Regions from separate parts of the Homo sapiens genome. Here all the other regions are linked to region 3. The links are chromatin contacts, found by Hi-C or POLR2A ChIA-PET in ENCODE. All regions are on one chromosome and are shown on one strand. The core of a region is the stretch at or near the end of the contact, and the rest is flanking DNA. Distances in the headings are between cores, read along the strand shown.

Region 1 (2,700 bases), core at 77-2,576, 260 kb after region 3:
ATTTTACTGAAAATCTTTTTTCAAATATCTCAAGTAATTGGGTACACACACACACACACACACACACACCAGATACCCCTGAGAAGTGGCAGTCCTGTTGTGTAAGCTAACACAATTGGCCAGAGCATTTTCTTATGCTATCCAGTCTTTCAGTTCCCATCTCTTACCTTCTAATTATACTACCTCCTATTATAAATAAGTCTTTTTTTGTAGGGTGTCAGGAACTAGTAGACTCTTGCCAGCCCCATTAGCCATCCATATTTAGATCCTTTAATCTTTCCTCTAATCTGACTCCCTGAGTCCCCCTCCCCTTCGACTACCCCCTCTCCTTGTCCTTCTCCAAATTCCTTAAGATTCTATGCCCCTAACTCAAGCTTTACAAAATCAGAGTGATATTCCAGATGCTTGCTCACTGAGAAACTGAGAGACCAGCTGTCACCTCTGCTTTCTGTTACTCTGTGACTCAGGGTATGGTCCCAAAATAGGTCTGGCCTTTCATGCTGCCTTCTCTCATTGCAGTCTGGCTTCACCTTACCTGTCCACCATCACCCCAGTTCCCCTTTAGCATTCCTGCTTTCCAGGTTTCTCTTCCCCATGAAGTGAACATGTTTCAGTTTATTTCCATTCAAACATGAATATGCCACTGGTCAGCACTCTCAGAAAGAATGTGTCTTACTTTCACCCTGGTTTGGAATTAGCCCAAAAGTCTCCATGAACATTTCTACCAAAGGAGCTCTTATTTATAAGGCCTTCCAATCTGGAAAGAGAAAGCAAGAAAAAAAAATTATGATTTTAGACTCCATTAGTACTTCTAACAATTTTCTGGAGAAAGTAAAATAGCATTCCAGGAGGATCTGCCTCAGAAAAAAATTTGATGGGCTTATGAAGAGTGACTGTGTACCACCCTGGAGCTAAGGAGAGGAAGCTTTTCCCTACTAAAGTAAATTTCCCTGGGCTTACATGGAACGGCACAGTCATGGGCTTCATGGTGCTTTGTTGCTTGGGAACCCTGCTTTCTTCCCTCCTCCTCCCCCAGAATCTGTCCTACTCTCCCTTCTGGGAGCTCAGCTACGGCAGGTGGCAGGAAGGGTGTCCATGGGGACTGAGGAGCCCCACCCTCCTCCAGGAAAGTGCAGGGGCCCACGCTGTGCCCTGGGGAAGTCCAAGAGGCCCTCATCTCAGGAACTCCCAAGCCCACAGCACTAATCCCCACAGCTTCAAGAGGAGAGAACATTCCTATTTTAAGAGCTCCTGGGTAACGTTGTGCTCACTGAGGTCTGAGTCACTGCTCTTCTTTAAAGTTTTTGAAAGAAATCTATTTCTCAGCCATTAGCTTTGCATGTTTTTTTTTTCTGCCTCAAAGATCAATTGGTTTACCACAAAATGTAAAGAGAGTTAGTGAAGCAATGGTAACCAAGGAAGCTATGGTGTCTAGAAGTGCAATAACAGACAAGGGCAGAGCTAAGAGTTAAATAAGATCTAAAAATAAGTCACTAACTATACCCCACTTCCTGTAACATACAATACACAGGTACCTAGGAGAGAAAACCACTCACAGTTCAAAAGAACACATAAAGAACACTGCAATTAAACACAGCCCACCCTGACCCAAGTATCACCATCTCCTTAATTAACAATCTTGTAAGCAATGAGGATATTTCATTGTAAGCTTATTTGTCGTTATGATGCTTGAGAATATAGAACCACCATATCAGCCATTACAGTAATTACAAAAGAAGGTCACATCACAACCACGGCATTTGTTACCCGTTGTATAAACCACTGCAAGGTGAATGTGAGTTTTTCCACAGAGTTTGCCTGCAAGAAAAACCATGTATTTCTTCCTTATCAGCAAGCTACTGTCTAAACAATTTAATGTTTTCACATTACCATCAATAATAAAACAGCTAATGTTTATTGTACCTTTATACAATAATCCATTATTACCTCATTTAATCATTACAACAACCACATGAAGCATCCCCTTTTTACAAACAGGAAAACAGAGGTAAAAAGAGATAGAGTAACTTGACCAAACCAATCCCCGTTAATAAGTGTTGAAGTTTAATTTCAGATTTTCCTAGCTAGTCACCTCAAGAAATTAATCACATTTGATACGGTTGTTTACAATTCAAAATTTGAATGCCATCAGTTCCAACTTTATTTTAATGGCCAACTTTATCTTTCCCCCAGCTAGTTAAGCTGATTTTTCACATATGTAAATGACTTCTATTAAAATTCAGTTTGTACTCTTTTCTCAGACTTCTATATTTAATATCACATTTTGGGTGTGGCTCAGCAAAAAATGAAAGTAACTGGTTCAGAAAATAAACACCCAGTTTCCTCTTCATTCTTTTTCCTTTGAGAAAAAGAGTAGCCGGATCTAAATAGAATGACCCTGGCCCCAAGTTAGAAGTTTCCAATTCCTTGGGACTCCCTTGGTGTCTGCATTAGTTTGCTAGGACTGCCATTAATAAAGTACCACCTACTTGGCGGCTTAAACAACAAAAATTTACTTTCTCACTTCTGGAGGCTTAGAAGTTCGGCAGTGTAGCTTATTTCTGAGGCCTCCTTCCTTGGCTTGTAGATGGTTTTCTTCTCCCTGTGTCTTCACATGGTCTTCCGTCTATATGTGTCTGTCTTAATTTCCTTTTATTTTGAGGACAACAGTCACATTGAATTAGAGCCCACCCACGTGAC
Region 2 (2,700 bases), core at 47-2,546, 280 kb after region 3:
TTTAGCAGGTAAGAATAAAAGACTGGCTGGCATTTCATAGAAAGATCTAGAAAGCAATGCCGTTTCAGTTTGCATGTCATAGAAGCAACTCCTCTTCAGCCTATATGTCATGTTTTCTGTTTTATTTCTCTCGTTTTCTTATACCAGCAAATTGTCATCTGCTCCCGATGTTTATCCCCTATTTAAAGACACAGTAGCAGTTTGTGAAGCCAGCAGTTCTCTGCCAATGCTGTCACACACACTCCTGTTCCCCCCAGGTCTGTGGCTCTGAAGGCCTGATCTTCAACAAGCAGTGACACAAAACCACTACTGTTCCATCCAGAGGGAGTTGCTGCTGTGCAGCGCATGTTACAGGATCAAGCCCCAAGTGAGGAACATAAGAGAAATCATAGAAGGCAAGTAAAATAGAAATGTGTTCCTCATGCAAACACTCCAAGCAATTAAAAATAAAATGAAGGAAAGCATGAACTAAAATAGAAAACTGTAGTGATGGAACACTTTTGAAATCAAAGATCGTGCTTCTTTCCTTACTCTCTGGAACTCTAAATCATTACTTAGGTGAATTTATGTCTGTTTTCAACATTTCTGTTAAACACGACAAAGAGCTGGACCCTAGTTGCTGGTTGCCAGGCAGGCTACACCCCAGAAGGTCAGAATGCATAATTAATCCACGGGAGGCTGCAGGAGATTTGTTATCTGGGAGCCTTTAGGTTCCCCATGCACAGACTTCTGCATGCCAGAGCAGGTTGCACCTAATAAAGTTTTCAAGGTGATTCTGACTTTCTTCACCACTCCTCACCCCCAGCTTCCTCCTAGGCATTTCCAGCCTACTTATCCCAATATTTCAGGAAAGGCACGATCTCCTTCAAACACCACACCCTCTCCTCAAACATTATCTGCAGAAACAAATTTGAAATTACATTATAAATTACATCACCACTTTGTGCAGATTACAGACCCAGACAACAATTTCCCACATGGGCCAAGGTGATCCAGGGAGCCTGGAGTACCAGTCTGTCCAAATTGGAAGGGGGCAAGACCTCTTGGTGAGCAGATGCTCTGCCCAGCAGATCTAGGAATTCTGTTTCATTTTTAATTTTTTTGCCTTTAAAAATGCAGATAGGAATATCAGACCTAGAAGTTTTCTGTGCTGCACAATTTATGCCAGCTCATTACCTCCTGCTAGACTCCAAGGCTTTGTAACGGAAATTGGCTCTGATTTCTGAGATGGGCATTACATCATAGTCTTCTTTTAGCACATTATGTCATCCCTGCTGAGGCGCATTATCTAGGGTTGGCTCAGCAGTAGCGATTTTTGTGGGCCGACTGCAGTGTTCCAAAAGAACTGCTGGGAACCACAGATTGAAATCTGAAACATTTATCTTCTAAAAAGCTGAAAAGGGGGAAAGATGTTCACACTGGACCCCATTTATTTTCCTTAACCCTCTCCTGTCTCAGCTCCCTTTATGTTACATTGCAGCAAATGCCCATAAACAATATGCTGAGTCCGTGCAGGAATGATCATTTTGAGGTAACCACCATTAAGGATGCCTAAAATATTGCTCCCTAGAAAGGGCTGATATATCTGATACTTGCCATGGTTGTATCTCAGGGCATGTTACAAAATGCTTAAAAGATATCACCTGGCACTCATATTGATAACATAGAACTTCTTAAATCTTGGGTTAAGAAAAGAATTTCTTTTCATGATCAGTCTATAAATGCATGTGAATGAAAACTATATGTACACATATATACATGCTTATCCTTCTGACCGTGTTGCAGCAACAAAGGCAAACTTCTAGAAGGTTTATATGAGAAATAATTTTTACGCAGGAAACTGAGCTGATATTATCTCTTCTCACTTCAACCATGAAATTAGAAGCCCATTTTGTATCTCTCCATCCTAGGCAGGATTAGAAACCATTGCACAGAGGGAATAGACAGGTGCTTTTAGGATAAAGCAAAGATATTCCCAAACCCCAGAGAATCCCAATACCTCTCTCATCACAAAAGCATAATTATAAAAAAAAAAAGTCTCAAAATACCAAAAGGAAATGGGATACATTCAACCATGACTAAAGTACAATTCATCCCTTATACACCAACTAATGAGATTCATTGGGTGGGGAATAAGTGCTGGGGGAGGGGCTAGAATGAAGGGCATGATGTTCCTTTCCTCCACCCATCTATGTGCAACTTTTTCACTCATTTTTAAATAGTGAGTATTTTCATGTTGTCACTTTTTGTAGCTCTAAAATGGTAGCCACATTCAAGCAAACAACCTCATAATTAAATTGGAGATGAGTAAAGTTATCATTTGGCCCAGCCTAAGAGTCTAGCCTTGTTCCTATTCCAATTAAAATGATTTTTCATCATGTTCAATTCTAGTGTACCCCTGCCATGGGTCATAAAGCAAGATGGCAGTCTTCATTCTTTTACTCAGTCCATGGCAAGGCCCTGTGAGCAGTCCCTGCATTCAAAAAGGAGTTGGGACCACTGGCCCCGCGCTCAAGGTAAAAAGTTACTTGAGTGACATTTTGCATCCTACTGACTCCCCATCTTCTTTCATATTTCATACCTATTGCCAGTTGCCTTTATTCCTGCAAGGGGACAGTGTGAGGATTGATGGTATGACCCTCAGAGTGCTCCAAGGCTTTCAGATGGACAGTGCTCTATAAAATAGTGTTAACAGCTATG
Region 3 (2,700 bases), core at 6-2,505:
GCTCTAAGGAAAGATGTGGCACTCTTCCAGGACATCCAAGCCCTGCCTCCTGCAATCCAACAACCTCGTTTTACTCTCTGTGTGGACATTACTACCAAAGAGGTCATAGAAGCTTCCTGACCTCATTTCTCTAAAGCAAAGGAAGGATCTCACCTGCTATCTAGACCAGAAACGTCCTTCCTAGGGATGCTTAGAGGACTCAGAAGAGTTTCAGAATAAGTTCTGGAAAGAGTTCTGGAAGATGTTGGGGCGTCCTGAGAGATATGTACCCCTTCAACAGGGGGCTGAAGATCTCATGGTAGTGCCTCCCCATCATTCACCTGCTCTCCTCCCCCTGACCACTATATGCCATCCCTAGGGTTCTATAAGCCACAAACCAGGTGGAGGGACCAACTACAGGTCAAGAGAAGCTCCAGATCTGGGGCTAATAAATTGATTTAGGGGTTTCACAATTGTTGATATACTCTAGGACAGTGATTCTTCCTCCTCCTCCTCCTTCTCCTTCTTCTACTTTTTCTTCTTCCTCTTCCTCTTCCTCTTTCCTTCTCACATGGATACAGATGTAAATTGAAGAACACTTTTCCTAAATCACTAATTTTCTCATATCCACATTCTGATTAGATATCGCATGGCAGGGACCTTTCTCCAAGCCCTAAGAATGAATAGAAATCTAGATTCCCTCAGAGTCCAGCTCAGGAGACAGCACTGCTTACCCAGACTCAGTGGCCCTGACCCAAAGAATACTCAGCTTTTGTTCCAATGGAACCAGTATCCCCCTTTCCTTGCCCTGGCCCACTGCACACCAGGTCTTAGAGAAAACAGGTAGATTGATTTCCCCATAGCGGAGCTGCTGGGAGAAACTCTAAGCCATGCTTCAGTGAATGGAAGCCTCCATCAGCACCACATCTCCCTTGAGAAGCATCTGGAATGATCTTAGTTATTGTCTTTAGCTATATCCAAGCTGTGGCCTTACCTGACTCCTCAACTTCTATCCTTCTGAGCCCAGCCTGGTGGCCATACCCACCTCAACAATCAGTGCCAACCCAAGTTCCCCCTTCTGACCCATCCCATCTTTCCTTTCCTAGGGCCGCTCTCAGCCTTCGCTTCTGATTTCATATACCCAGCCAAGCCTTTGTCTAGCCCACCATAGCTGATTATTCAGGCTGAACATATATCCACTGGCTCAATCCAGGCCTATGCCCATCAGGAAGGCCTAACCCCATCCGAGGCCCTTGTGCTGGCGCAGAGCCTCCAGTGTCTGTTGCACAATTTGGGCACCACAGGGAACACATGACTGGCATCCACAAAGACAAAGATGGAAAATATGAGCCATCCATTTGGCAACAATGTTGGCATCTTCCTAAATTCGTGCTGCCAAGCTCTGACCAGAAAGATCTTGGCCTGTTTACTGCCTGATGCAGTCAGTCCAGACTCAGGGTGGCTCAGGTCATGGTGATAGAGCCAGCTATAATGAGATTTAGACATGCAAGAAAAAGACAGAGAAAGGGATCCAGACTCCATATCAGACACAAGCTAAAGGGAACACTAGAAAACCTTCATGAAATCAAAGAGGGAAGGTTTTTAAAATTTAGTAATTGGCCAAAAATAAACGTTACGTTCTGCTTTTCTTTTTTATTTGGTTTTCATAGGAGAAACTGTTTTCTGTCCACATAAAGTGTGTACGATCTTTTTTCCAGAATAAGGGAAGCAGGAAAATAGGTGAAGAATATCAAGTAACTGGAGGATGGTGTGTGTTATAATGGGGGAACAGCTGTGTCATTTGCTGCCTATAAAGTATTATTAATAATTTTGTGGCCAAAATAATTTCATAAGAACTTTAAAGAGAAGACGGAAAGAAAAGAACCAGTGCATACATTGATCTCATCCTATGCTCCCCCCAAATCTTTCAAGTTAAGTGTTATTTCTCCCACCTTGCCAACTGAGGCAGCCTCAAAAAGGCTAAAGGATTGCTCAAGATTACAAAACTAAAAAGTGATTGAGTTAGGAAAGGATTCCAGTCCACCAGACACAAAAGCTCACAACTGTCAAGGATTGTCATTAATTTAGACAACTGTCTTCTCCCTAAAGTGTATACTAAAAGAAGTTTATCAGCATTCCAAGACGATGTCATCAGAGAGACAGCATGGTCAAGTTACCATTGAAGGAGTCCTTCCAGTCCATTTCCCAAAACTAAGAGTTGAAAGGTGAGTTTTGTAATTGGTTCGCTTTGAATAGATTATTTATTTTAAGCCGCCTGGTCTGATGATGCAATAAGCAGGGGAACAAGCTTGGTTTGAAGATAGATTTCTGATCTTCTGGGAAGTGTTTCTACTTTAATAAGCTTTGATTCCCCAAGGAAATTCCTAAAGGCATTCAGTCACAACCCACTGGGCTGCCAGGTCTCTGTAAATACACACATGCGTGTGTGCACACACACATACAGGAATAGATAATTTTGTAGTCACGACAGAGAATGCTGCTGACAGTAAGCAGAGAGGAAACTATTGGGGGGTAAATTTTTCTTCTTGCAACTTGAATCCAGTGGTAGGGGGTTCACAAATTAAGTGATGATGGACAGATTAAGAGGAGAAAAGATGGCTGGGCATGGTGGCTCACACCTGTAATCCCAGGGAGGCTTAGGCAGGTGGATCACCTGAGGTCAGGAGTTCAAGACCAGCCTGGCCAACATGGTGAAACCCC
Region 4 (2,700 bases), core at 134-2,633, 350 kb after region 3:
AGAAAATGAATTAAGCCATAGACCAAGAAATAATATTTGCAGCACACATATGTGACAAAGGTCTTGTATACAGAATATGTTTTAAAATATCCTGCAAATCAACAATAAAATTCTGTACAATTTAATAAAAAGTTGGCAAAAGACATGAACAGACATTTCATAAAAGAAGATATATGAATGGCCAATAACCACATGAAAAGGTGCTCAACATCATTAGTCATCAGACAGATGCAAATTAACATATGTAAAATACCATTTCAACCCCCACCAGAATACCTAAAATTTAAAAAAATACTTGAAACACAAAATGTTGATAAAGATGGAAAGCAACAGGAACTCTGATAAGAAGGTAGAGTAGTACAAGTTTGGAGAACTGTTTGGTAGTTTCCAATAAAATGAAGTGCATGTCTTAACTTTATTAGTAGTAGAAAATTCTAATCCTAGGTATTTACCCTGGGTTGGGGAAGCAGGGAGGGACACGTCCACAGAAAGATTTGTGAAAGAATATTCATTCATAATAGCCCAAATTAGAAACAACTCAATGTCCATCAATAAGAAAATTAATACACAAATTGTGGCATATTCATGCATTGGACTACTACTCAGCAATAAAAAAGAATAAACTACAGGGCAGGCACAGTGGCTCACGCTTTAATGCCAGCACTTTGGGAGGCTGAGGTGGGTGGATCACTTGAGGTCAGGAGTTCAAGACCAGCCTGGCCAACACGGCAAAACCCTGTCTCTACTAAAAATACAAAAATTAGCGTAAGCATGGTGGCGCACAGTAGCTGTAGTCCCAGGTACTTGGGAAGTCCCAACTACTCAGGGGACTGAGGCAGGAGAATCACTTGGACCCAGAAGGCAGAGGTTGTAGTGAGCCGAGATTGTGCCACTGCATTCCAGCCTGGGCAACAGAGCAAGACTCGCCCTCAACAATAAAAAAATGAACTACTGATTCATGTGACAACATGGATGAACCTCAAATATATTATGTTAAATGAAACAAGAAGAAAGAAAGACAATCAGCTGCGGGAGGCAGTGTTAGGGCATTACTTTATTTCTGAGCTTCTCTCCTTGACTAACCCCAAGGCCAAAATAAGTAAAGTGAATTCATTAGTAAGCATGTCTAACACCCAACCAATACCATGTGTTCCACCCATTCAGAGCTTTGGGATGTCAGGAATTAACCCCCAGTGGGCATCACTCATCAAGTATTAATTACAATTGCTGCTTGCTCAGATTTTTCTGGAGATAGGATAGGACAGCCCAGATTTCATCCAAATCCCAGAGGAACATTTCCTCTAGAAACCGGACCCTGCCACATCAGACATGACAAGGCTTCCAAGCAGTGGACAAGGCAACCATCCAGGAGACTGGCAGTCACTGGCTGGCTCTGCCAACACCCCATGCAGCTGTCAGCATGACAGGACAGAAAGGGGCAGCCCTCCTACAGCCCCCAGCAGAAGCCACACATTGTATGGTGGGGCAGGAGCCACTGGAAGCAGGACAGGGCTATTTCAAACTATGAATTGGGAGCAAACATGGCAAATTGTGGCCTCATTCCTAAGCAGGAGCAAAGTCATTCTGGTTACCAACAGTGCCCAGCCCCACTGCCAAGATTGCATAGGCTTTCAGTGGGAAGAGCCTTCTGCTTGGGGTTTTAATGGCCCCTAAGAAGGTGAAGGAAATAGGCTAAGAGAATGGTCAGCAGGTTTTTTCCTTGCTGTCCGGGGAACACAAACAATGCCATTACTAGACTCCTTGAAAGGGAAATGGCCATCCAGGTACCCCTTCCTGAACCCAGGCCTGGGGCCTCAGGCCTGCTGGCCAGTGGGCAGCCTGCTCAGTGTGCTGCTTCCAAAGCAGTTTCCAAGAGCAACTGAAAGCTACAGCATGGGTGAGCCTGGAAGACATAGCACTCAGTGAAATATGCTAGTCACAAGAAAGGACACATGCTGCATGATTCCACTTATACAAGGTACCTAGGAGAGTCCAATTCTTAGAGACAGAAAGCAGCATGGTGGTTGCCAGGGATTAGGGGTAAGGGTGGAAGGGGATGGGGAGATATAGTTTATTGCCTATGGGGTTTCAGTTTGGGAAGATGAAAAAAATTCCCAGAGATGGGTGTTGGTTGTACAATAATGTGAATATATTTTATGCCACTCAACTGTACACTTAAAAATGGTTTACATAGTAAATTTTATGTTATGTATATTTTACCACAATTTTCTTTTAAAAAGTAGCTGGGGAAGGGATATTCCCAATCATGTCTCCCATGCTATGAGGTCATCTTGTCCATCAGTTCTGCTCCTTGGACTGTGTCCTGACCCAGGTCTATACGTAAGCACAACTCTAATTTTTCCAGAATGTGCATTTGGGCTTAGAAAGACCTTTCTTCCTCATCCTTCCCCCAGCATACCGCCTCATCACACACCTATCAGGGAGGTGAGTTGGTCAGTAGAATTATACTGAAGGATTAAGTCAAAATATTTAAAAAAAAAAAAAATTCAGAGAGGTGATCCTGACCAAGATAGCAGGAAGAGGGAGGTAGGTAGCCATCCCTGGGTGGTGTAGCCAATAATGTTTTCCTACACGACTCCTCGTTCCACTACCTCCTTTCCTCACCAGATATTTCTTCCCCAAACCTGGCCTCAGGTCTCCTGCTCAAGAAAAAAATCCTATTTTTAGGAAAGAAGCTCA

What was found. Hi-C counts contacts between places; a loop is a spot of excess contacts on that map. ChIA-PET counts read pairs that join two places held with the same protein, here RNA polymerase II (POLR2A). Pooled maps may share reads with other maps.
Region 1: a loop to region 3 is called in a pooled map, with 2.2 times the contacts of the local background. The contact joins two enhancer-like sites. A Hi-C loop is called at or near these places in 1 of 168 maps with a recorded cell type or tissue (gastrocnemius medialis), 9 of 37 single-sample maps with no recorded cell type and 12 of 50 pooled maps. POLR2A ChIA-PET finds 5 or more read pairs at or near these places in 1 of 52 experiments (activated naive CD8-positive, alpha-beta T cell).
Region 2: a loop to region 3 is called in a map of dorsolateral prefrontal cortex, with 2.1 times the contacts of the local background. The contact joins two enhancer-like sites. A Hi-C loop is called at or near these places in 7 of 168 maps with a recorded cell type or tissue (A673, GM12878, K562 and 4 more), 13 of 37 single-sample maps with no recorded cell type and 14 of 50 pooled maps.
Region 4: a map of psoas muscle shows a loop between it and region 3 (3-fold over the local background). The contact joins two enhancer-like sites. A Hi-C loop is called at or near these places in 1 of 168 maps with a recorded cell type or tissue (psoas muscle) and 2 of 50 pooled maps.

Annotation. Positions count from the first base shown.
Region 1 is chr5:68,710,270-68,712,969 of GRCh38, forward strand. All of the region lies in intron 2 of LOC105379013 (a long non-coding RNA gene), which reads right to left. Among named protein-coding and RNA genes, the nearest start is that of LINC02198, 320 kb to the right of the region's middle. RefSeq lists an enhancer at 1,535-1,584. Within about 2 kb of position 1,327, at least 8 of the 41 ENCODE cell types and tissues checked have a DNase peak (open chromatin) inside an H3K27ac peak, as active enhancers do; they include gastrocnemius medialis, where a contact is called at or near this core.
Region 2 is chr5:68,729,640-68,732,339 of GRCh38, forward strand. The region is part of intron 2 of LOC105379013 (a long non-coding RNA gene); the gene reads right to left. Among named protein-coding and RNA genes, the nearest start is that of LINC02198, 300 kb to the right of the region's middle. Within about 2 kb of position 1,297, at least 6 of the 41 ENCODE cell types and tissues checked have a DNase peak (open chromatin) inside an H3K27ac peak, as active enhancers do.
Region 3 is chr5:68,448,261-68,450,960 of GRCh38, forward strand. The region is part of intron 3 of LOC105379013 (a long non-coding RNA gene); the gene reads right to left. Among named protein-coding and RNA genes, the nearest start is that of PIK3R1, 230 kb to the left of the region's middle. Within about 2 kb of position 1,256, at least 7 of the 41 ENCODE cell types and tissues checked have a DNase peak (open chromatin) inside an H3K27ac peak, as active enhancers do; they include gastrocnemius medialis, where a contact is called at or near this core.
Region 4 is chr5:68,797,773-68,800,472 of GRCh38, forward strand. All of the region lies in intron 2 of LOC105379013 (a long non-coding RNA gene), which reads right to left. Among named protein-coding and RNA genes, the nearest start is that of LINC02198, 230 kb to the right of the region's middle. Within about 2 kb of position 1,384, at least 2 of the 41 ENCODE cell types and tissues checked have a DNase peak (open chromatin) inside an H3K27ac peak, as active enhancers do.